Linked DNA regions of Homo sapiens: region 1 is linked to region 2. The links are chromatin loops, found by intact Hi-C in ENCODE. Cell type or tissue: psoas muscle. All regions are shown on one strand.

Region 1 (2,500 bases), 280 kb after region 2:
AGTCATACTTGCTAGTCAAGATAACTCGTCTTGGCAAGGGAAACAGGTCTGAATGTCCTTATCTCCGCTGCTGGGAACCCCCTAGGCGCCTTGCCAAGGCCGCACATGAGGCAATGGCAGGCCTGGGTCCCTAAGTCCAGGTGTGGCGTTTCCCAGGGCCCCCACCCCGCCCGGCCTGGACAGGGAAGGTGGCGGGAGGGGCAGCGCAGCAGACGCTCTCCCCGCCAGGCAAGGACGAAGAGTTCACCCTCAAGCTCATCAACCGGCCCATCCTGGTGCTGCGCGGCCTGGACGGCTTCGTCTGCCACCACCGCGGCTCCAACCAGCTGGACACCAACCGCTCCGTCTACGACGTCTTCCACCTGAGCTTCAGCGACGGCGCCTACCGGATCCGAGGTGCGTGGCGGGGCGGGTGGGCACGCGGGAGCGGGGGTGGCAGCGGGCAGGTGGGCACCCCCGCCGACGCCGTCCCGTCCCCCAGGCCGCGACGGAGGGTTCTGGTACACGGGCAGCCACGGCAGCGTGTGCAGCGACGGCGAACGCGCCGAGGACTTCGTCTTCGAGTTCCGTGAGCGCGGCCGCCTGGCCATCCGCGCCCGGAGCGGCAAGTACCTGCGCGGCGGCGCCTCGGGCCTGCTGCGGGCCGATGCCGACGCCCCGGCCGGGACCGCGCTTTGGGAGTACTGAGGCCGCGCCCAGACCAGCCTGTCGCGCATTAAAACCGTGTCTCTCCCGCAGCTGTGGGTGGGCCCCGGGGCGCCGCTTGGGGGTCCTGCAGCTGGAGGTGGAGGAGGCCCACAATTCTCCCCAAACCAGAGAGAGCCCAGAACTTCCCAGTGCCCAGGGACTCCCGTCTGGGAGGTGGTCTTGTGGATGGGCCGGGTGACCCAGGCCGCTGGAGGGGAGGTCTCAAGGACATGGGGAGGACGGGGACTGGGGGTGGGTGGGGGACTGAGCCTGCGCGGGTTGAGGCCACCAACACCGACCACAGATGACCTCACTGGACACCGCCCCTCCCCAACCTAGGTCCTCAACCCTCCCTAGCCCCCGGCAGCCCCTGCGGTGCTCGTCCTTCCTTGTGCACTGCTCAAGGCCAGGCGAGTGGCAGAGGGTGGGGGAGAGCCAGTCCTGGGGAGGTGGGACCAGCACGGCCAGCAAGGGGAGGAACTGGCTGGGATGCCCCTCCACTAAGCCCACCAGCCTTAGGGACAAAGAAGGGCAGGTTTCCATGGTAAGAGGCTGGAACTCCCCGAGCCACGTGGGCAAGGCGGGTCCGAGTTAACCCTTGGAGGACCAGGTGCCACCTGGTCCAAGTTGGCAGGGAACGGCAGTGACCCTGGAGCTCGGGCTGTCCCTGCAGCCTGCAGTGTCCCCTGGTGGCAGCCAAGGTGAGGTGGAGTCTGTGGCTGGGGCGGGACTGGGGGCACCAGGTGGAACCGCAGTGGCTGGCACTCAGCACCTCCAGGCTCCCCGCTCAGCAGAGCCTCGGAGAGGGTCTGTCTCCCTGCACTGCCCTGCCTGACGTGAACTTGGCCTGCCACTGCGGGAACCCCCACTTCCGTCCACATCCACAGCCTGGGGCACGGCGGGAGGCAGAGGCTAGGAAGCGGAGGGTGGGGTGGGAGGTCAAAGAAACCCTTTGGAACGGAATAATGGCTGGGCCTGGAAGCGGGGGGCCCACTGCTGCTGCTGAGGCAGGTGCTACTCCATGCAGAGACAGCTGCCAGCAGCTGCCAGGTGGCGTCTAGCACATGCTCCTAGGAGGAGGGGGAAGAACAGCTGCTCTCACCCCACGTGTGAGCTGGGTTGAGGGTCATGCAAGGCTACGGTGTCAAGCCAGGATCGGAGTTGGAGCAGGTGGAGGAAGCTGGAAAGGTCGAGAGGCCGCCCCTGCCACCGGGGAAGGGCCTCACGTAGTGAGAGCTCAGGTGCTGAGAGCCCAGGAGGTGTGCACTGAAGAGGTGAGGGCAGGGAGGCCCAGGATGGGCGACAGGGCCCGGCCACACCGTGGTCCGCAGGCTCCCCGAGAAGCTGATTGTGGACCTGCCACCTGCCTCTGAGGCCAAGCCCTCCTCAAATGCCGAGTGTTGAGAGCAGGTTCCTTGGAGGTGCATGTGAGTTGGGTACATTTCGCCCAGTCCCTGTACACTCTGGCGGCACAGCGGGGCTGGGGACTGCCCACTGTGGTCCCTCCTTTCCTGCCGCTGTAGATCTCCTTTTTGTTCCACGTGACCTGCTCTCTTGGCCCCTCAGGGTCTGCGTCGCAGCTTTCTTTTCGGGGGGACCACATGGCGTCTTGAACTAGGCGTCCCCACAGCAGGATCTCAGGCTGGCAGGTGGGCATGAACATTTGTAAACACACCAGCACTGATGCCTCCACATGGGTGGCCCTGGAGAATGCCCCAACAGAGGTCAGGACAGCTGGGGACGCCGTCTCAGCCCTGGTGGCCAGCACCGCCTTAGTTCAGGAGGCTGCAGTGCCAAGGACAGCAAGCTATCT
Region 2 (2,500 bases):
CAGAGGCGGCGCCATCTGGCCCTGGACCCCTGGAGCCTTTCCGCCCGCGTGTCTGGATGGAGGTTTGTTCTCTTCTGGCACCTCTCGGTCTTGGCCTTCATCTACCACCACCTTGTCGTGAGGAACAGGAGGCTCGTGGCGGTGGGCCTCGCCCACAGGCACAGCAATCCCTGCAAGGGCACGGGGGACAGATGGGGTCAGGCTGAGGCCCCTCCTTCCCTTCCCAGGGAATTAGAACTGGGTTCTTCCCTGGGTTCTGGCTCCCAACAGTGTGACACAGGCCAACAGATACCACCTCCCCTGCCGGCCTCCCTGCTGCCTGGCCAAGCACAGCTGATGCTAAAGTTCAACAGGGGCAGCTGCAAACAAGTTGCTCTGGGAGGGGCAGGACATTCATCTGAATTGAAAGACAGAGAAAACAAAAAGGACCAGAACTTAGGCTGGGCTGAAGGGAAAAAGATACACACAGCCCTGAGAGCCACCCCGCAGGGTGTCCAGCCTGCAAAGGAGGACCCGGGGCCGCCCTTCCCCATCCGCACCCCCAGCCAGTGCCCAGCACCTTGCCCAGGGCGATCGAGCTGTGCCTCCTCCGGTGCCTCCTTGCCATCTTCCCGTCCAGGCACATCCACGGGCCCCTTGATCTGGGCCTGCTCCAGCTCCTCTCTCTCCTTCGGCAGCTTCGGCTTCTCCCGGCCATCCTCAGCCACGGCCACAACCGGATCCTGGGCTGGGAGCAGGGCACAGTTAGGGAACTGCACTGCCAAGCAGCTCCAGGAGCGGGGCAGCTCTCCCTGGACTGTTACCATATTTTCCAGCCAAATGGCAGAGTCAAAGCAGTTTCTTTTTCCTGTTCGATCATTAGCAGCTAAGTAGCACAGAAAACTGTCATTTTTCATGTGTATTCACAACAAAAATATGTCAAAATGCGATTTACACCTAACTGGGGGCAGGGAGAACTAGACTCCATGTAATACTCAGTCATTACCACCAGATGGCGGCACGAGCCCACCGACCCACTCTCCCACAGTCCCCTCCATTACCATCACCTCCATCATCACCGTCATCACCGTCACCTCCACCACCACCACCACCATCACCGCTATCATCACCATCATCTCCATCCCTACCACCATCAACATCACCATCATCACCATCATCTCCATCCCTACCACCAACATCACCATCATCACCATCACCATCACCATCATCACCATCTCCATCCCTACCACCATCACCATCATCATCACCGTCACCATCATCACCATCTCCATCCCTACCACCATCACCATCATCATCACCGTCACCATCATCACCATCACCGCTATCATCACCACCATCTCCATCCCTACCACCATCACCATCATCATCACCATCACCACTACCATCACCACCATCACTGCCAACCCTACCATCATTGCCATCACCTCCATTATCGTCATCACCACCACCATCTCCATCCCCACCACCATCGCTGCATCATTGCCACCACCTCCATAATCATCACCTACATCACCGTCACCTCCACCGTCACTGCCATCACCTCCATCATCGTCGTCACCTCCGTCACCACCACCACCACCGCCATCACCACCTCCCTGTCCCAGCAAGGCCATATGTCCACTGAGACAGGCGCTGCAGCCGAGGGGGACTCAGGTGAAGCTGTCTGAGGAAGAATTCACACAGAGTCCAGTTCAGAGCAGCAGATGGGGCCTCACCAGCTCCCATAGGAGAAGAAAATGGGGACAATTAGCTTAGCTTTCTACCAGCCTTCTAAGAGCAGCCTGATATGTTAGTCTAGGGAAACAGACAGTTACACTGTTGTCAGTTTGGAGTTGAGAGTCCTAGACAAACTGTAGAGGGAAGGTACCACCCTACTGGGTAATAAACTAGTTAACAGAAAGCAGACGCTAGGCTCTACAGTTTAGTTAAAGTAACAAATTCAACTTTTTTTTAAGATGGACTCCTGCTGTGTCGCCCAGGCTGGAGTGCAGTGGCACAATTTCGGCTCACTGCAACCTCTGCCTCCCAGGTTCAAGCAATTTTCATGCCTCAGCCTCCTGTAGCTGGAATTACAGGAACCTGCCACAATGCCTGGCTGATTTTTGTATCTTTAGTAGAGACAGGGTTTCACCACGTTGGCCAGGCTGGTCTCAAACTCCTGACCTCAAGTGATCCACCCGCCTCATTCTCCCAAAGTGCTGGGATTACATGCGTGAGCCACCGCGCCTGGCCCAAGTGACCAATTCTATAAGCGTATGGCCACCCGCCTGAGCAGGTGAAAACATACTGGTCTCCATCACACGATTAGGCTTCGGCAGAGGCCCCATGCGGAAACAAGCCATAACTGTCAATCAAGAGGGCCTGTCCAATGGATTACTAAGTGAAGAAAGGGAGGCTGGGGAGGGGAAGGGAAAATATAGCAAAACAAAGGAAATCTCCGTTGTCATAGGACAAGTTGCCTCAGAGCAGTCATTTTCTCAGCAGGAGCAAAATTCAGTTC

Evidence for each region. Hi-C counts contacts between places; a loop is a spot of excess contacts. Peaks named below come from ENCODE experiments on the same cell type or tissue, not always from the same donor. Only the 100,000 strongest peaks of a DNase experiment are listed, where the experiment ranks them.
Region 1: it touches region 2 in a loop (5-fold over the local background); 31 of 110 quality-filtered maps call a loop at or near these places.

The regions. Positions count from the first base shown.
Region 1 is chr17:81,536,394-81,538,893 of GRCh38, forward strand. It overlaps FSCN2 (fascin actin-bundling protein 2, retinal), which reads left to right. Exons shown (of 5, transcript NM_012418.4): 4 at 229-396; 5 at 482-737. The coding sequence ends at 687. Among named protein-coding and RNA genes, the nearest start is that of FSCN2, 9.3 kb to the left of the region's middle. RefSeq lists an enhancer at 1,106-2,077. In psoas muscle, a CTCF peak has its summit at 1,389; DNase peaks (open chromatin) are centred at 1,378 and 1,758; H3K27me3 peaks cover 1,349 bases.
Region 2 is chr17:81,252,514-81,255,013 of GRCh38, forward strand. SLC38A10 (solute carrier family 38 member 10) reads right to left here. Exons shown (of 16, transcript NM_001037984.3): 12 at 560-727; 13 at 1-170. Among named protein-coding and RNA genes, the nearest start is that of NDUFAF8, 14 kb to the left of the region's middle. RefSeq lists an enhancer at 2,194-2,500. In psoas muscle, a CTCF peak has its summit at 988 (motif pointing right); a DNase peak (open chromatin) is centred at 1,014; H3K4me3 peaks cover 83 bases; H3K27ac peaks cover 617 bases.